Linked DNA regions of Homo sapiens: region 2 is linked to region 1. Evidence: read pairs that join two places in POLR2A ChIA-PET (ENCODE). Cell type or tissue: GM12878. All regions are shown on one strand. Links, peaks and the distances in the headings refer to the core of each region. The heading gives the core; the rest is flanking DNA.

The links. Peaks named below come from ENCODE experiments on the same cell type or tissue, not always from the same donor. Only the 100,000 strongest peaks of a DNase experiment are listed, where the experiment ranks them.
Region 2: POLR2A ChIA-PET joins it to region 1 with 15 read pairs; 2 of 35 experiments call an interaction of 5 or more read pairs at or near these places.

Annotation. Positions count from the first base shown.
Region 1 is chrX:41,896,590-41,907,166 of GRCh38, reverse strand. The region is part of intron 1 of CASK (calcium/calmodulin dependent serine protein kinase); the gene reads left to right. Among named protein-coding and RNA genes, the nearest start is that of CASK, 22 kb to the left of the region's middle. In GM12878, for the core only: no CTCF peak of the experiment used is centred there; no DNase peak of the experiment used is centred there.
Region 2 is chrX:41,659,726-41,670,302 of GRCh38, reverse strand. It overlaps CASK (calcium/calmodulin dependent serine protein kinase), which reads left to right. Exons shown (of 27, transcript NM_001367721.1): 7 at 4,851-5,026; 8 at 9,742-9,864. LOC124905180 (a long non-coding RNA gene) reads right to left here. Exons shown (of 3, transcript XR_007068219.1): 3 at 9,632-10,029. Among named protein-coding and RNA genes, the nearest start is that of GPR34, 24 kb to the left of the region's middle. In GM12878, for the core only: no CTCF peak of the experiment used is centred there; a DNase peak (open chromatin) is centred at 5,808.

The DNA of each region.
Region 1 (10,577 bases), core at 3,799-8,798:
AATCTGGGTTGAATAGTTTAGTAGTAGATGCTGGGGAAGATACAGGAAATAGTGAGTTTGAGACTAGAAATGATTGAGTTAGACATTTAATTTAGGCTTTCCCAATCAACTTACTTCATACCTTTTGCCCTGCTTACTCATCCCAGAGGTGAGGAACAATGAGAAGAGGGGTCAGGCAAAGGCCATCCCTCAGAATGTGGTTACTTAGGTCTGTCGCCAAAGGCAACCTATCTACTGGAAAATTTGAGCTTTACTGTCTTCTGCAGTATAGTGTTGGAAATGCAGTATTTTAAAAACTAAATTGTTATTTATAGCAGTGAATAAAATGTGAACTCTTTAAAAAAAGAGCAGTGTTACTGTCCCAGCTAGCACAATAGCCACCCACATGAATCATCTGAACAACCTCCTCATTTCTGTTTTATCTACCTGAAATAGGGGTCAGCGGTAGGTGATGATGAAAGCTTGGGAAATCATGCCATGCATTAGGCAGGAGAAATGCTGTGGTGACTCTTTCTGTGTTGTCCTGCCCTCATGTGCATAGGAGGCTGGGGCAGCCCCAAGAGCTAGAGGTAAGCTTTAATAATTTCCCTGGGTTCCTTGGCAGCTGGCTGTGCTTAGGAGCCGGGTGCTACTTCCAGAGTAGCAACTGCTGTAGAAAAGTTCTGCCAAATGTGTAGATTTTGAACCATTTTAAAGGCTATAGTGTTCAGACTCAAATTTTTTAGTAGGCAGAGAGTATTATTTAAGGGTACTTATGCTGCAGTATTGGATAAGGTTCGTTGTGAAATAGATACTACAACAAGGCCTCCATGTGACATAAACTTATTGGAACTTGTGTACTTTTAAAACCATATGTTTAATACATATTTTGAGCTTCATTAGGTCAGGATTCTTGGCTATCATAGTCATTGTTGTATCTCTACAACCTAGAGTAGTGTCTGGTACATAGTAGATGTTCAGTATATAGTTGAATCAGTTCAAACAAGGGGAAGAAGTGACTGAACACATTAGAAAAGGTAAAATTTATGGCCTATAATGCACAAAGTCAGAAGTTCATATTTTCTTTTAGTGCTAATATCTTGCTGCTTCAAAACCATTTAGTTCTCATAATGTTCTTTTGAAATAGGTTAGTAGACATAGAATTGTATAGTATATGCCGAACATAGTAGTGGAATCCTGAATAATACCTGGTTTCCCTAGTTGAGATCTGTAAGACCAATGCTCTAATTAGATGAAGAAAAGAAGTTTCTAAGGTTGAAATGGAATGGAGAATTTTATAGTGAGTGGAATTACTAATGACTGGCTTACTTGATCTATCTAAAACGATTTCATTGCTTGTAAAATGGAGACAGTAGACTTTAACTGATAGTATTGTTTGAAGATTAAATAAGATAGTGAGTATGAAGTCCTTGGAGACTTGCAGGTGTGCAGTGAGCATGAATTGTTTTCAACATCAACAGTAATTTTTGAGAGCTTCCTAATCAGTCACCTAGCTAGTCCCACCCAGCCTTAGGCAAAGCGAAGGGGCCATAGGCCAAATCCTGCCGTCTGCTTTATATTGTAGCCACTAGCCAGATGTGGCTATTTCAAGTTAATTAAAATTAAAATTTAAAATTCACTGAACAGACATTTCTCCAAAAAAGATTTATAAATGACCAATAAATACACGGAAAGGTGCTCAACATCAAGTCATTATGGAAGTGCAAATCAAGACCAAATGAAATACCACTTCATGTGCACTAGGATGGTTAGAATCAAAAAGACAATAACAAGGGTTGGCAGGGATGTGGAGAAATTGGATCTCTCGTACGTTGGTGGGAATGTAGAATGTTGCAGCCACCTTGAAAAACACACTGGCAGTTCCTCAAAAAGTTAAATATAGAGTTTCCATACAGCCCAACAATTCCATTCCTAGGTATGTGCCCAAGAGAATTAAAAATGTATATTTACACAGAAACTTATACATGAACATTCATAGCAGCATTTCATAATAGCCAAAAGGTGAAAACAACCCCAGTGTCCATTAATGGATGAATGGATAAACAAAATGTGGTAGTTGCACACAATGGAATATCATTCAACTATAAAATAAATTAAGATAAAGACGCATGTGTATGTTCATCACAGCACTATTCATAATAGCAAAGGCATGTAATTGACCTAGATGCCTGTCAACAGTGGACTGGTTAAAGAAAATGTGGTACATATATACTGTGGGATACTATGCAGCCATAAAAAAGAATAAGATTATATCCTTTGCAGTAACATAGATGGAGCTGGAGGCCATTATTCTGAGTGAAGTAACACAGGAAGAGAAAACCAAATACCACATGTTCTTACTTATAAGTAAGAGATAAACATTGAGCCCACACAGACACAAAGAAGGGAACAGTAGACACTGGGGCCTACTTGAGGGTGGAGCATTAGGATCGAAAAATTGTAGGATACTATGCTGATTACCTGGGTGACAAAATTATCTGTACACCAAACCCCTGTGATATGCAATTTACCCATGTAATATGTATCCCCTGAACCTAAAATAAAAGTTGGAAAGAGGAAAAAAAAAGATCACTTTGGGAAGAATTGATAGCTTAAATTATTGTGTCATCCAATGTATGAACAAGGTATATCTCTATTATTTGGGTATTGTTTAATTTCTCTCAGCAGTGTTTTGTAGTTTTAAAAGTACAAGTCTTGTACATCTTTTGTCACATTCTTAAATATTTCATATATTATGCTGTGGTAAATCTGTTTTTCATTTGAATTTCTGATTGATTGTTGTTAGTATATAGAAATGTAATTGATTTTTTGTATGTTACTCTTATGTCCTGCAACTTTGCTAGATTCACTTATTCTAGTAGAATGATGTATATTGCATTGGATAGTCTACATAGATGATCATATCATCTGTGTATAAAGACTTCCTTTCCCCAAAAAAAGAAATAAAGTACAGATACATGGTGCAACATGCATTAACTTCAAAAACATTATGCTGAGTAAAAGATGCCAAACACAAAAGACCACATATTGTATGATTTCATTTTTAAGAAATGGCCTCAGTAGGTAAATCTGTTGATATAGACACTAGATTAGTATTTACTAGGGACTGGGAGGAGGAGAGTGTGGGCAGTGACTACTAATAGGTATGGGGTTTCATTCTGAGGTTATGAAAATTTTAATGGAATTTAGGTAGTTCTTAGTGATCAAGGCACAACTTTGTGAATATACTAAAAACCACCAGATTGTATACTTAAAAAGGGTGAATTTTATGGTATGAATTATATCTCAATAAATGTTATTTTTAAAAATTCAGTTCCTTAGTTACTTTAGCCACATTTCAGTTGCTCAGTAGCTACATGTGGCTAGTGACTGCATGGTAGACAGTGCAGATTTAGAACGTTTCCATCATCACAGAAAGTTCTGTTAGACAGCACTGATCTAAGAGTCTCAATCTGAGACCAAAAAATAAAGGAAGAAAAACCAGTCTAAAAAACACAGGGAGTGGAGAACAGATTATGTTCTGAAGAAATGTTACTTTGGGGTAATTTTACCCTTTGTTGCCCTTTGACTGTTCTACTAGGAGTCCTCAACATGATTTTCATTTTATTCTCAAAACAAATGCCTGTGGTAGGTACTGTTATACTCATGTTTTATAATTGAATTATATGAGTTTTAAGATATTTGTGTAGTAAGGGTAGAGCAAAATTTCTAACCTAGGTACATAATCTCTGTTACATTGTTTACCTCTGTTTATGGTATTTGATTTTCTTACCAACCATCCTTCACTCCCACTTTGTTGCTAGCCCACTAGAGCTATTTTCAGTACCCTAAATGCACAGTTCTTTTTGTGCCATAGCAGATGCTAGCCCTCCTTCCTCCTTCTGCCGTCTCCCAACACTAGTATGTGCATGTGCACACATTTACTGGCCCCACTTACCTGAAAGTGTGGTGCACATCTCTCTTCCTTTGTGAAGCTATCTGATACCACAGTTTTAGGGGCTACTCTCTCACCTGGTTAAGGTTACATAATGTCGCAAGATATAAGCAAGAATGCTGACAGGATTCTTGTTGTGACACTATGACACATTGAGCCCAATTCATAGCTGCTGTGTTGGTGACTCTAACAGGGAAGTGGTCTTCTAGTCCAGGCCCTTGGCTCCCATTTATACATTATCTCCTTTCCATTCACAGCCTTCTTTAATCCCCACCCACACTGCTACAGTACCTGACTGAACTTTGCCTTTCTTTGCCTCTTCATATGTTTTTCTGCTTAAGCTTTTTGAACCTGATGAGATACTGCCATGTTTTTATATTTTTCTGCTCATAAAACCCTTAATGGTAAAAAGATACCTGATTGAATTCTGAAGTGCTTTCATGGCTTTGCCTGATTCTGAGGTCATATTTTCTAACTTTATGCTAACATCAGTTTACTCTCTGGTTTTATATGGAGCATGTACTCCTGTAGCTTCTGAAGAAAGGTTTAATGGGAAGCAAATTTTGAGACTACATGTAGTAGGCTAAATCATGGCCCACCAAAGATGTACACATCCTAATTACTAGAACCTGTGAGTATGTTACTTTACATGGTAAAAGGATCTTTGCAGATCTTATTAAATTTAGGATTTTGAGATGGGGGATTATCCCAGAATATTTGGATGGACCCAGTTTAATCACAAGGGTCCTTATAAGAGGAAGGCAGGAGGGTCAAAGTAAGTAAAAGGAGACACGACAATGGAATCAACCAGAGTTTGGAGTGATGCACTTTGAAGATGGAGGAAGAGGGCCACAAACCGGGGAATGCAGGCAGCTTCAAGAACATGGAAAAGCTTCTCCCCTGAAGCCAACATCTTGATTTGAGATTTCTGACCTCTGATCAGAACTGTAAGAGAATAAATTTGTGTTGTTTAAAGCCACTAAGTTTGTGGTAGTTTATTACAACAGTAGTAGGAAATTATGAATACACCATGTATAAAAATGTCATTATGCCCTTTAACTTGATTGATAGTTTATGTAGACCTAATATATATGTACACATACTAGTCTCCATGGCTCCATGCTGCAGTGGACCCAGGACCCAGGCCCACCATCCATGGACTCAGGTTCCAAACCCACCCCAGCAGACTTGGCCTCCAGACTCACCCTGGCGGATCCGGGCTCCAGGATCATCCCTGGTTGTCTCAGACTCCAGGCCTGCCCCTGCAGACCCAGTCTTCAGGCCTACCTTCGTGATCCCAGGCACCAAGCCTGCGTCCTTGAATCCAGGTGCCAGGCTCATTCTAGCACCAGGCTAGTCCCTTAAGACTCAGGCTCAAGGCCCAGTGCAGCACCAGATTGAGCTTTATGGACCCAGGATTCACACTGGCCCCTGTGAATACAGGCTTTAGGCCTGCCCTGCATGCCCAGCTGACAGGCTTGACAGGCTTACCTGAGTGGACCCTGGCACTAGGCTGTTCCCCATGCACACCAGGATTGAGATCCACCCTAGCAAACTCAAGCCGTAGGCCTGTCCTAATGGACCCAAGTTTCAGGATAGCCCACCTGAAAACTCCAGCAGCAAGCCCCCCTGCCAGACAGCCCTCCGGAATTTCTGGACAGGCTGACTGGTAAAAGGCTTTTCCTGCCAAAGCCAGTCTGTGAAGACTGCAAGTGCCTACTTCTTCTTCTTTTTTTTTTTTTTTCTGAGACAGGGTCTCACTCTGTTGCCCAGGCTGGAGTATAGTGGAGTGATCACAGCTCACTGCAGCCTTGACCTCTCAGGCTCAAGCAATACCACTGCCTCAGCCAATCCTACTGCCTCAGCCTCCTGAGTAGCTGGGACCACAGGCAAGTGCCAACAGGCCTGGCTAATATTTGTATTTTTTGTAGAGACAAGGTTTCTTCAAGTTGCCCAAGCTGGTCCTCAAGCAACCCACCCGCCTTGGCCTCTGAAGTGCTGGGATTACAGGCGTGAACCACCATGCCCAGCCAAGTGCCTGCTTTGTAAAATGTGCAGACACTAATGCAAAACTGCAAGGATCACCGATAATCAGGGAAACATGACATCACCAGAGGAACAAAATGAAGCACCGGTAACCAGTCATAAAGAAATGGACATCTATGAATTGACTGATAAAGAATTCAAGGCCAGGTGCAGTGTCTCGCATCTCTAATCCCACCACTTTGGGAGGCCAAGGTGGGTGGATCACTTGAGGTCAGGAGTTTGAGACCAGCCTGGCCAACATGGTGAAACCTCATCTCTACTAAAAATACAAAAATTAGCCAGGTGTCATGGCATGCGCCTGTAATCCCAGCTACTCGGGAGGCTGAGGCAGGAGAATTGCTTGAACCTGGGAGGCAGAGGTCACAGTGAGCCGAGGTCATGCCACTGCACTCCAGCCTGGCTGACAGAGCAAGACTCCATCTCAAAAAAAAAAAAAAAAAAAAAAAAGATTTCAAAATAATCAAATAATCATCTTAAAAGAAGTTCAGTGAGTTAAAAGAGAATATAGATGGACAACAAAATCAGGAAAATAATACACAAACAATATGAGAAGTTCAACAAGGAAACCTCAAAAAAAAAAAAAAAAAGAACCAAACAGAAATTCTAGAGCTGAAGAACACAGTGTCTGAACTGAAAAATTCCACAGAAAGCTTCAATAGTAGACTTGAAGTAGAAGAAAAAATTAGTGAGCTCAAAGATGGTCATTTGAAACTACCCAGTTAGAGGAAGAAAAAGACAACTAAATGAAAAAGAGTGAAGACAGCCTATGGGAGTTATGAGGTACCATCAAACAAAGCAATAAATGCATATGAGATTTCCAGATGAAGCAGAGAAAGAAAAAGGGGAAGACAGCTTAAAGAAATAATGACAGAAAATGTCCCAAATCTGGAGACATGAATGAACATCCAGATCCATGAAGTCCAAAGAACCTCCAACTAGATTAAAGAGATCTTCACTGAGACACTTTATAATCAAATTCTCAAAAGTCAAAGATAATTTCAAAAGCATCAAGAGAAAAGCAAACCATCACCTACAAGGAAACCTCTATAAGACTATCAGTGGATTTCTCAGCAGAAACTTTCCAGGCCAGGAGAGAATGGGATGATATATTCAAAGCGCTGAAAGAAAAAAAAAAAAAACAAAACAAAAAACCTGCCAACCATGTATTATATACCTGGAAAGGCTGTTTTTCAGAAATGAAGTAGAGATAAAGACTTCCCTGTGGGAGTTCATGTCCCACTAGACCTACTTTACAAGAAATGCTAAAGGGAGTTCTTCAAGTTGAAACAAAAGGACTCTAACAACACGAAAACATATGAAAGTGTAAAACTCACTATAAAAGTAAGAATATAGTTAAATTCAAAATACTCTAATGCTGTAATGATGGTGCATAAATCTCTCTTAATTCTATTATAAAAGTTAAAGACAAATATTAAAAATGACTATAGTTGCAATAATTTGTTGATATGCAATATATACAAGCTGTAAATTGTGACATCAATAATAGTGGGGCAGAGGAGAAAAAGTGTCGTACTTTTATATGTGGTTGAAGTTATCAATGTAAGATATTTTATAATTATAAGATGGTTTATGTACACCTCATGGCACAAAGAAAAAATCTGTAGTAGATTCACAAAAGATAAAGGAATCAAAGCATTCTCTTACAGAGAAATCATCAAATCAGAAAGGAAGGGACAAGAGAGGAAGAGTGGAACAAAGGAACTACAAAACAGAAAACAAGGTATCAGTAGTGAGTTTTTACCCATCAATAATTACTTTAAATGGCTTAAATTCTTCAATCAGAAGACACAGAATGAATGACTGGATAAAAAGAAATAAGACTCAACCATATGCTACCTACAAGAAACTCACTTTAGTTTTAAGGACACACATAGGCTGGAAGTGAAGTGGAAAAAGATATTCTGTGCAAATGGTAACCAAAAGAAATAGAGGTGGCTATATTTATATAAAACAAGATAGACTATTAAGTCAAAAACTGTCACAAGAGACAAAAAGGATAATTTTATAATGATAAGGGGTCAATTCATCCAGACGATACAACAATTATAAAATATATATGCACCCAACATCAGAACATTTACATATATAAAGCAAATATTAATAGAAGTGAAGAGAGAAGTAGATAGCAATACAATAATACTAGCAGATTTTAATACCCCACTTTCAACAATGCACAGAAAATCAATAAGGAAATAGCAGATTTGTACTACACTGTAGGCCAAATGGATCTAAGAGTCATCTGCAGAATATCTTATCCAACAGTAGCAGAATACGATGTTCTTTTCAAGTGTGCATGGACCAGTCTCTAGGATAGATGATATGTTAGGCTACAAAACAAGTCTTAACAAATTTAAGAAGATTGAAATCATACCAAGTGTTTTTTTCTGACCACAGTGGTATGAAACTAGAAATCAAAAGAAAACGGAAAATTCCTAAATATGTGGAAAGTAGACAACACACTCCTGAACAACCAGTGGATCAAAGAAGAAATTGTAAGGAAAATAAAATCTTGAGGCAAATGAAAATGGAAACACAACATACCAAAACTTATGGGATGCCATGAAAGCAGTTCGAAGAGAGAAGCTTATAATGATAAATAGCAATACATGAAGAAAAAAGAAAGATCTCAAATAGACAACCTAACTTTACACCTTGAGGAACTAGAAAAAGAACAAACTAAGCTCGAGGCCAAAAAAGGAAGGAAATAATAAAGATCAATGCAGAAATAAATGAAATAGAGACTAGAAAAACAATAGAAGTTATCAACAGAACTGAGTTGGTTTTTTGAAAAGTAAAATCAACAAATCTTTAGCTAGACTGAGAAAAAGAGAAGACTCAAAATTATAAATAAAAGAGACATTGCAACTTAAAGAGATACAAAGGTTTATAAGAGACTACTATAAACAATTATATACCAACAAATTTGATAGCCTAGAAGAAATTGACAAATTACTAAAAATACAGCCTATCAAGACTGGATCATGAAGAAATAGAAAATCTGAACAGACCTATAATGAGAAAGGAGATTGACTTAGTAATCAAAAACCTCCCCCAAAAGAAACTCCCAGAACCTATGGCATCAGTGGCAAATTCTGTCAAACCTGTAAAGAGGAATTAATGCCAGTCCATTTTAAACTCTTCCAAAAAATTGAAGAGGGAATACTTCCAAACTCATTTTATGAAGCCAGCATTACCCTGATGCTAAAGCTAGACAAGGACAGTACAAGAAAAGAAAATTACAGAAAATACAAGAAAAAAATTCCTGATGGATATAGATGCCAAAGTCCTCAACAAAATACTAGCAAGCCGAATTCAACTGCATATTAAAATCATGCATGCTTGGTACAACAGATATATCTGAAGAGACTCTTTTCTCTATGGTTGGTTTCTTCTTGATCATCACTACCTCTTAGTGTACAGGAAGCTCAAAATATTACTGTGTGACCTTAACAAAATAAATTTACTTCTCTGGTCTTTAGGTTTTTTTCAATGGGAAAATGGGAAGGTTGGCTCCATTAGTTTCTAAAGTCCCTTTGAGCTCTGAAATGAGTAATTTTATAATTTCTAAGTGTTTAATTCATCAACTACATGACTTTACCTTTTTTCTTCATTACCTGTCAAATTCACTTAAAAACTATTATCACACTTCATTTGCTTTTTAATAAATTTCTGACAGCATGAATGGGAGAAAAAAAGGGACTATACAGCATGATCAAAGAAGATTTATCCCTGGAATGCAAGGATGGTTCAACATATACAAATTGATAAATCACATTAACAGAATAAAGTACAAAAACCATATGATCATCTCAATAGATGCAGAAAATATGTTTGACAAAATTCAAAATCTTTTCATGATAAAACTCTCAAGAAATTAGGTGTAGAAAGAACATACCTTAACACAATAAAGGCTGTATATGACAGGCCCACAGCTAACATCAACACTCAATACTGAAAAGCTGAAAGCCTTTTTTCTAAGATTAGGAAGACAAGGATATCCACTCTCACCACTTATAGTCGGGATAATATGGGAAGTCTGTCCTAGCCAGAGTACACAAGAAAAATGCATCCAAATCAGAAAGGAAGAAATAAAATTTTCGGTTTGCAGATGACTTAAAATTATATATCAAAAACTCTTAAAACTCCACCAAAAAAACCTGTTAAAACTAATAAGCAAATTCACTAAAGTGGCAGATACAGAGTCAACCTACAAAAATTAATAGTGGGGGAGGAGGGAGTAGGGATGGTTAATGGTCACCAAAATATAGTTAGATAGAATGAATAAAATCTAGTGTTTGATAGCACAACAGGGTGATTACAGTCAACAATAATTTATTGTACATTTGAAAATAACTAGAAGAGTATAATTGGAATATTTGTAACACACAGAAATGATAAGTGCTTGAGGTAATGGATATCCCATTTACCCTGATGTGATTATTGTGCCTCTATCAAAATATCTCACATACCCTATAAATCTCTACACCTACGTACCCATAAAAATTAAAAATTAAAAACAATAGCATTTGTATGCACTAGCAATGAACTGAGAAAGAAATCAAGAAAGTCTGATCTA
Region 2 (10,577 bases), core at 3,381-8,380, 240 kb after region 1:
TAATTTAAAACTTTCTGTTAGTGATTGGAAGACTGACCAAAGGGTCAGGTAGTAAAGCACAGTTTAATCATAGAATCTCAGGACTCCAAAGGGCCTTAACTTCTCCAGTCTTGTAACTAATGATTGAATTCTTCCATAATATTCCCAAGAAAAGATTGAGTTCTGGTATTAAACCTCAGAGAGCAAAGTAGTCACTACATCCCAAGACAGTTCATTTCATTTTTGGATAACTCCTTAAGTATTAAAAAGCTCATCTTTGCATCTTTCTGTAACTTCTACCCAGTCATCCTAATCCTGACTTTTGAAACCACTCTGAACAATTTTCATCCTTCCGTATGATAACCGTTCATCTGTTTGTAGACAACTACCATGTCCCCCTAGGTCTTATCCAAGTTAACTTCCCTAGGGTGATTTGGCCATTCTTCATATAAACTGGTTCAAAATCTCTTCAGTATCCACAAAGTACAGGGCCTGAACTGAACACTCTAACTACAGGTAGTACAGTACAGCCGATCCAGTGCACAGTAGCATTGGGCTATCACTTTTTTGTGTTCTGGGCCTTAAATTTCCCTCGAGTTCCCCAAATTGCATTAGCTTTTTGGACAACTACATAGCACTGATGGTTCATACTGATCTTGTAATCAAGTGAAAATCCTAAATTATTTTTTAAACAAATGTCACTGTTAAGCTAACTCTCTCAATTCTGGTACTTATACAGATCATTTCTATGTTAAGACTACGTAATTATAACAAATAATTTCTGATGATTATATTACCAAGGTTAATGGGATGAAATGAAATGAATTTATTTTATATGTTATATACTGGCCATATATAATGACTTTGTTTCTGTTGCTCTGGATCTATATCCTGTTGGTATTTAGAATGTCATGTTCTTCGTATTTTATTGTACATCTTGACTGGGGGGGAAAATAGATGCATTATGTTTACCTGGACATTTTCTCCATATTAATCTTTTTCTAAAGTCCATGAACCTTTCACCTAAATTGTTTATTTTTAAAGCTAATTTTGAACTCCCCCCCACCGCCCACCGCTGGTATGTCAGTATTCAAAATGTATTTTTCTCCATGCTTCTAGAATTAAAATACTTCCTGATGGTCAAAATATTGTCATTTCTTAGCACACCTTTTTTTGTATTCTTGAAATAACTGAATGTTACGTTTTAAAAAATAGAATATGAATAAATTAGAGATAAATTATTTCTCTTAGAAAAAGCTTTTCTGCTGTTTAAGGTACTTTTGAAATTTTGGTAATTAAGGTTGGGCACGGTGGCTCATGCCTCTAATTCCAGCACTTTGGGAGGCTGAGGCGGGCAGATTGAGCCCAGGAGTTCAAGACCAGCCTGGGCAACATGGCGAAACCCCATTTCTCCAAAAAGATGCAAAAATTAGCCAGGCATGGTGACAAGAGCCTGTATTCCCAGCTACATGGGAGGATCGCTTGAACCCGGGAGGCAGAGGCTGCAGTGAGCTGAGATCGCACCACTGCCCTCCAGCCTGAGCAACAGAGCAAGACCCTATCTCAAAAAAAAAAAGAAAGAAATTCCGTCAATCATTTAATTATTTATCAACTTTAAAGCAGAAAGCCATTTTCCTGTCAGTTTGAAATCCCAGTCCCTAGTCCTCCAAATAGAAAGGAATTCATTTCTTTATATGTTGCATATAGTAAAAATCATTTAAACATATTTACACTCCCCCTACCTGAAACTCAGCTATTTAGGAAACTTACTTATCCAGAATACAACTAGAAACCTAGAAAATAACTACAATAGCAGCAAAATTATTCCTACCCTTAAAAATCCACTCATGCTCCTCACAATTGAGCATCTAAAGACACTCTCTAAGGCTGACTTGCTCCCATGTTTTAAAAAGTTGTATAGATTCGTGTTCCTTCATACCTTGCACATGCTATTCCTTCTAGTTGGAGTGCCTTTTGTTATTTTATCTATCTGGTTAACTCCTACTGTTCTGGAAGGCTGAGCTAACAATTATCTCCTCTTTAAAGCAGGCTTACCTTCACCATCCCGAGTTGGATAGCCCTATTCCTTCTCTCTATATTCCCATAACTATCTGGGCTACATACCTCCATGTAGCATTGGATGCAGGGACTTACATCAAAGACTGTGATTTGTAAGAGTAAGGGGGACCATGGCTGAGGGTATCTAGGACCTAGCAAGCACTTAGGAAATTGCTATTAAATGAAATAAACTGGTTGCTAGTCAGGTTCTAGTTAATAGCAGATTATAAAAGCAACAAATTAGGAGAACGCAGAACTAAAGCATAGTGAGAGAAAAGAAATAAAAGCCTGACAAAAATATATATGATATATACTGAGCAGACACCAAAACTTGGAAAGCGCAACAGCCTTTCAATATGAAAGAAATCAACTCTTGCATACCTCTGAAGTTCCTGAGGGTGCTTTCTGTTCTACAGCCTAGGTCTTTAATCAGTATCTACAATGACAACTCTGAGTCATCAAGAAAAGGTTAAATTATGAGCAGCATTCTGTGTAAAAGAAGTCAGGAAATTGTAGAAAGCCATACAAAATTATTTAACTAAGGTGGGCACTGTGACTCACACCTGTAATCCCAGCTACTTGAGAGGCCAAGGCAGAAGGATCGCTTGAGCCCAGGAGTTTGAGACTAGCCTGGGGAAAATAGTGAGACTCTGCAAAAAAATTATTAAAACAAAAAGGATTGTGCGCATAAAGATTCAAATCACAATGTATTTAAAAATGTAGCTATTCAGAACAATTCTCCCCCTGAGATTCTGGTAGGAAGGTTTTATTGTATTATCAAAATATATAATATTTAAATATTTGTCCAAAATATCTCAAACTGCCATTTAATTTAGTTTGCTAATTTGTTTCCTTTTCTTAAAATTTTGTGGTCAAAGTCCTAAAAGTCAAGAAGAAGTATCAGCAAAAACAAGGATTTTTAGGAAGTTGGTGTATATTAAAGATTAACTCCAGTCCTTTTTACCTTCTACTGATTTACATGAAATAAAAGAGCCTTCCTCTACATTCTTTCTACCATGGTTTTTCCCCTATCATCTGTGAGCAAATTATTGAACCAAACAACAGGCATCTTCCCGAAGATTGAACACTAATTCTCCAGAATTGGGTAGTCTTCGTCTAGCTAAATGGAGAGAACCTTCTCAGGATGGCTGGGACTGGCCATGGTCGCTCTGATTATTCCCAAGTTAAGGCCCCCATTTTGAGTGGCTTGGCCCAGGAAGTGGTAGGAGTCAAGTTGAGTTTCAAAGCATCATCCAAACTGTCAGCAGGTACCTAACTGGTACCCTGGTACCAATTGAATGATACTGGTTTCCCCTACTCCTGCTAGCTCCTGTCCATCAGAACAAGGCTAATTCTCCAGTGGCCCCTCCCTGTCCAGGCTATTAATGAAGTATGGAAGGCTTAGTTCCCATCCCTGCAGCTTCTTCGTGTTACTTGAGGAAGCAAAATGGGGCAATACAGAAATAAAAGTATTTCTCTAGCCAGGTCCTTCTAGTCAATAGTTTTCACTGATCTATCGTACATTTTAAATGAAAATATTTTCACTACTGGAACCCTGAACTTAAGCTTTTCTATTATGGGGGGAGGAAGGGAAACCATATGATCTGCAGCAAAGGTACATCCTGATACACAAGCTAAGAGCTCTTTTATCTTTCTGCATCCCAACTGAGTTTCATAATCATGAACAGAACTTGATATATTCTCTCTAGCTGAACCAGAAGATCTCTAAGGTCTTTTAAAACCACAGTTCTGAGTTCTAGATAAAGTATTGCACAATCTTCAAACTAAAAATTATCTTGAACTCAGTATGATGAAAGAGAGAGACAGAGGGAGGAAGGGAGGTGGCTGGGCTTGCATATATCTAGAAGAGCTGCCAAGTCTAGTGGGCAGTGCCCCATCCCACAGTGATCTTCCTGCCGGGTACAAGCCTTTCATTCCACAATAGAAGACTTCTTTTGGGATACTGAGTTAAAGATAGTTATGAATGTGCAAACAGCTAGTATCAGATTCCTTACAGAAAGCTAATTTTTGATAGAGAAACAAAAGAAAACTCTTTAAAGAAGATGAAAGTCAAAGAGGATTGAATGGGAGGAGCTTCATAATTTTGCTTTTGTTTATGCCATATATTTGCTCTCATTCTCTTCATATGTTAATGTTAGGAGGAAGCTAAAAACTCCTACTATAACAAAATATTACTAACTATTGTTAATTGCTATAATTAACCCATAAAATCAACTGAACAGGATTTCAGAGTCAAATTCATATTTCAAATAACAGTTCTCAGCATTTGGTTTCATTGGGGAATTTCCATTTGGCAGTCAAGTCATCTTTTTTCCACCGATTTTTTTCTCATGACTTCCTGCCCCCTCCTCTCCTTTCCCCTGCCTCTGCCTCTGCCCAGGGTAGGCCTCCCAACTCTTTCCTGGACAGCTACAGGCTCTGCCTGTTGACTCTTTCACCTGCCTCTGCTCTATATATTTGGTGACTTTCAACCATGTGAAAATTAGAAAATTTAAACTTCTTCATGAGGTAAGAACCACATAAATACCTACTACGTAGCATGCAGAATTCAATAGGGAGTGCCAGTGTACAAGACAGAATACCTATTCTGGGCTCAATGTTTTCAGGAAGCAATTAGATAAGTAATTTTTTTCACCTATGTGAACTTGATTTTATGGAGAGGTGGAGGAGTGGTGAGAGTATATGTATTGGTAAACTTTTTATTTGGATTGTTATTGTTCTATTATTTTTAGTTTTCAAGTGAAAATCCCATTTTATGTAAACATTTTTCCTTAATGTTGTTTTAAATGTAGGACGTGTTGGAACACCTCATTTTATGGCACCAGAAGTGGTCAAAAGAGAGCCTTACGGAAAGCCTGTAGACGTCTGGGGGTGCGGTGTGATCCTTTTTATCCTGCTCAGTGGTTGTTTGCCTTTTTACGGAACCAAGGAAAGATTGTTTGAAGGCATTATTAAAGGAAAATATAAGGTAATGCATCATGAACATTTTCTTTTTCCATTGAGATTAATTTATCCTGAAAAATGTTTTTTTGAAGTTACTGTCTGTCTTTGCCCACTAATTGACTGCCAGGTAGTTACCCCATCAGAGAAAAGGTCTTTGCTTACATCATTGATCCAGTGGCCTTGGTAGGCAACATAGGCCTCAAGTAAATTTCTGAGTCATTGTCAGCTGAGCTATCACCCTGGTGAAGAAAACATTTATGAACCTTCTTTGTGTAATTTGAGAAAGGGGCTTCATTTTTAAAGCCTTCTGCTTAATTTGTAAAGTTAAAATGGAATTTCATCCAGGTATAATTTTAGTCATTCTTTATCTTAATTTTAAATTTAGGCCAGCACAGCTGAAAACATTTGCCATTTACATTCCAGGATAAACTGAAATGCCAGGATGACAACTGCATTTCATGATACAATATAGAGGCATTTCAGTGTGGCTTAAACATTCCTATTCTTCTTTGGCTATTAGGTGTTGGCAGCCTCATGTACTATCACAGACTTGTGATTAGTAAATCATTACTTTAACTAGTAAAAAATTGAAAATTCATTACTGACTTTATGAATAGCGATATCACAAACACCTAAGGACTTCTTGGAAATAAGTAAGCTTAAAGTTGATTTCACTACCCCAGCTTTTAGACTCCTTTGCCCTGTCCCACAAGGTACGACTGACAGTGACTAGGAGGCTGGGCATGGGAAGCATGGGGATGTGTGTGTCTGGGTATCAGGTTAAGGCTGTTTAAGTTGGGGAAATTCTTTTTCCTCTCATTATTACTGAAACTCATACTTTCTATTCAACCTCATCACTGTTTCATTTTCAGCCATGACTGACAACATAAAACCAAAAACATGTGTATGTAACACTGGACTCTAAAACTATGAGGCCCCTAAAGTTTTCTCTTCAATTCCTCGGTAATGTTAGAATTTTATATGGGACTTGGAAAAATAAAATTTAAAAAGAAGAAAAGTAAAGTGGTTCCAGAGTTACAGTCTTATCCTTTTAAGCCATAACTGAAGTTTATGGAGATGAGAATGGTATATACTTTTGTTGGTTTATTTACCTCACTCACCATCAGTTTATGAGTGCATATAAGTTTGTCTTTTGTTTTAGTTAGTTTAAGATATATACCAAAACTCTGTTAACAGAGAAAGATGTTTTCAGTGTAGCATATTCTGCTCCTCCCAGAGTCAGCTGGCCACTGGGGAATAAAATCAATACTTACCAGGTAACTAAATGTCTCAGGAAACTGCTTGTAAGTAGTCATCCCTCTTCAATCCAGGGAAGTTGTAAGTTGCTCTCAGGAATGCACAGCCAAATTCTGGTTGAATTTAGCCAAGTGAAATCACAGATACTAACGTTTTAAAAGAAACATGATTAGTGATACATCAGCATAATAATAATACTAGCAATAATGATAGCTAACTCAGGCATAGCACATAGCATAGCATACTTTACATAAGTAAAGTGCTTAGAATAGTTTAATTCATTTAACCCTCACAGCAACTTGTGAGGTAGGTACCATATAATAATAATCCCCCACCTGCGTTTTTGAGTTATAGGCATTTGCTAATAATAGAATTCTTCCTTTGTGTTTGTTCAGTTGTTAACTTCCTAGTTTCCAAGGCAATGTGCTTCATTCCAACAGACTCTGGTATTTTATTTCGTCTATTTTTAAAACATTGAATAGTTATTTTTGTTTCTTGGTAAAAAGACTTAGACTATTCACATATGTGCAAAAATTAAGTCATTTAAAAATTCCCTCTTCCTAGTATTATAGTAAGTCAGATGGATGGTGGCAGCTACATCATAATTTTTTTTTGTACCTGGGGTTTGAAGCTTTGAGGTTAATAATTTATTTACTTTTTTACTTGGCTAACCTCACCTCTCATTTATCTTCAGGACTTTCCTTACAAAAAGCCTAGGTTTTCACCACCTTAGTTTGAAGTATAGATCCATCTCTACCATCTATGATGAATCTCGGCCTTTTTCTTTTAGTATACTGTCATATGATTCTGTCAGCATTTATTTTTCTATCTTTTATTATCAAAAATTTCGAACAAAAATAGTAGAGAGAATAGTATAATGAGCTCCCAGCTTCAGTAACACAGACAATCTTGTTTTATCTGTATTCAACATATTATTACATTATTTTAAAGCAGATCTCAGCTGGGCTCACTTGAGCTCAGGAGCTCAAGACCAGCCTGGGCAACATAGGGAGACCTGGTCTCTACAAAGAGTACAAAAATTAGCCAAGTGTGGTGGCACACACTTGTAATTTCAGCTACTTGGAAGGCTGAGGTGGCAGGATTACCTAAGCCTGGGAGGTCAAGGCTGCAATGAGCCATGATCACACCACTGCACTTCAGCCTGGGCAGCAGAGCAAGACCCTGTCTTCCCAAAAAAAAAAAAAAAATAGATTTCAAAAAAATTATTTCATCACCTTGGTGGTTCTTTTTTGAGACAGAGTCTTGCTCTGTCACCCAGGCTGGAGTGCAGTGGCACGATCTTGGCTCACTGCAACCTCCCCCTCCCAAGTTCAGGTGATTCTCGTGACTCAGCCTCCCGAGTAGCTGGGATTACAGGCGCATGCACCACGACACCCAGCCAATTTTTGTATTTTTAGTAGAGACGGGGGTTTCACCATGTTGGCCAAGCTGGTCTCAAACTCCTGGCCTCAAGTGATCCACCTGCCTCGGCCTCCCAAAGTGCTGGAATTACAGCTGTGAGCCACCGCACCCGGCCACATTTCATCACCCTAATGGTTCTGAGCAAAAGAACTATTAACAAAATTCTTGATCTCTATGGATATTTTAAAGAAAAGTTTGATGACACCTTTTAAATGCAGTACTTTTTTTTTCTTTTTTTACCTCCAGCAGTTGCAAATGTGAGACCACATTAGAAAATACTGTTTCACTGGAGTATATGCTAACACTTAACCTCAATTAACTTCTTTGTAAAGGGCAAAAATATATTTCCCAAACCATATATAAGAAGTGTAATGTCATATCATTATTACAGATAACCAGTTAGTATATACACAGCAAGATTCTAAGCTGCTATGGGTTTGGTATTCAAATAAGTAAGATTGTTTTATAGCCTTATTTTGTTCCCCCGTATAGATTCAATCTCCCCAATTTGTTTTAGCTACTCTTCTCAGCTGAAGGAATAGAAAATCCTGTGTTGGACTGTCTTGTAAAAAGGACAAGGGAGTATCCTTCTAAACCTCTACTCATTTCAGAAATCTTACCACCCCTTTCAGATGATTTCTCAACCACTTTGTCAAGGAAAAATTATTCAGACTTTAAAGAGCACATTCGCTCCAGGATAGGGAGAGGAAACAAGTCTACCCAAGCCCTGTCTAATCACTTACCTCATTTCAAACTGGTCAGTTGACCACAATTTCACTAGGATGAAAAGTGTGGGATTTCATCCCTCCCAAAGTGTGGGATTACAGGCATGAGCCACTGTGCCCGGCTGGATAATGATAATTAAACAGCCTTATGGCATTAGTCTTAATGGGATTTGACAAGCAGAAGTGGCTACTATTTGAAATTCTGCCTGTTGGGGGGAAAAATGAAGCACACTTCAATTTTAAGGGCTATCCCCAACATAAAGACACTTTTCACTCCCCATCTTCAAGTACAAAGTCTCACATTAGTCAGAGCTAATGCTAGCCCTTGCTCAAATTGTGATGATTCATTTATACTGCAGTGCAAGTACTGCAGTTTCATTTGGCTTTAAAATGTTGTGGAGTTTATTCTTCATCTTTCTTCCTTAGAAGGTGATGTAGGTCTCTGCCTGTTAAAGCCATGGCTTTGCTTGAAGGTCCTGGCACTGGGTAGCTCACATAAACTCACCCCATCAGTAAACCTGTTGATATTGAACAAGGAATGAGACCCTACTCTGTCTCTGTCTCCTTTCCCCACTTGCCTTCCCAACCCCATGCCCTAACCACTCTGATTTTTTTTTAAATGATTCTGGGTCTCAGACATATCCCTTTTCCCAGGAGCCTTCTAGCACTTGGCTCACAGATCCACAGCCTTTCTCATAAGTCCTGTGTCTTTTGAACAATTCATAATTATTTTTGTTTGATTTTAATCAATATACCATGTGGCTTAGTTGTCTCATCTCTAAAAGAGACAAAAGTAACTTCACTGAGGACAGTATTCAAGCAAATCTGTTATTCTGTGGGACCTACGGTAGTAGAATACTTTTTCCTAAACACCGAAGTTGATATGCAGTGACCAAAATATCCTATTAAAAACTTTGCACAGTTCACAATTATTGCTAACCTCGATTTTTTAAAACATATCTTAAAAATATTTCTTTAAAAATTTTAAGTTTTATTTTAGTTCTTTCTGGATCGATGTATTCTAGTCTCCCTAGCTAAGGATCTAAAGATAGAAACTGGAATAATGAACATTCTAGTCTTCAATTATTGAAAATATTATCACTTACATAACAAGAATATGGGTATGGAATATTTACTAACACAAATTCTTATGTAGTAAAGAACAACAGAAGAATTGCATTTGTCCTTTTCTTAGAATGCAAGCCTTTAGAATCAAATTTCTGTTCTTTGCTCTCAGAATTTTATTCACATTGAAGCAATATAGGAATATTAAATAATAGTGAATGTTAATGTCTCATTTAAGGTAACTATGTAGTTTTCCTTTCCTCCTCCTCAGATGAATCCAAGGCAGTGGAGCCATATCTCTGAAAGTGCCAAAGACCTAGTACGTCGCATGCTGATGCTGGATCCAGCTGAAAGGATCACTGTTTATGAAGCACTGAATCACCCATGGCTTAAGGTACATGAGCATTCACAGGTCACCTTCTACACTTTGTCTGAACACTTCCAGTGACAGGAATGCGTTGCTCTATGAGATGGTCCTTTTTACCTTTTCTTTTTTCTGAGCAGTTTTCATTAGTTTTTTTCATCTTGTTTGCTGTTCCTGCACATCATCTGTGAACATCTGAATAGAAGACATACCATTTGAGTGTCATGCAGCTATCAGAGGGTAAAAAACAGGATTAAGACAGAATATATCAGGGGAAGGCCTCTTTTTTCTCTGCCAACATGTGTTCCAAAGATATGCAACATCAACAACTGAAGTAATACCATGTTATAATAAATTAACTATCTTTATTTTGGGTGTGACTGTGTGCTTTATAGCATTAACTATTTTTCAGTAGATACTAGGTATAAATTTTCTGTCTTAGGAAAACGGCAGGTTTTTTTTTTTTTTTTTAGACAAGGTCTGACAACATTGCCCAGGCTGGAGTACAGTGGCACCATCTCTACTCACTGCAACCTCTGCTCCTGGGCTCAATCGATCCTCCCACTTTAACCTCCCCAGTAGCTGGGAGCACAGGCATGCAGTACCACACCTGGCTAATTTTTGTATTTTTTGTAGAGATGGGGGTTTCACCATGTCGCCCAGGCTTGTCTCAAACTCCTGGACTCGAGCGATCTGCCCGCCTCAGCTTCCCAAAGTGCTGGGATTACAGGCATGAGCCACTG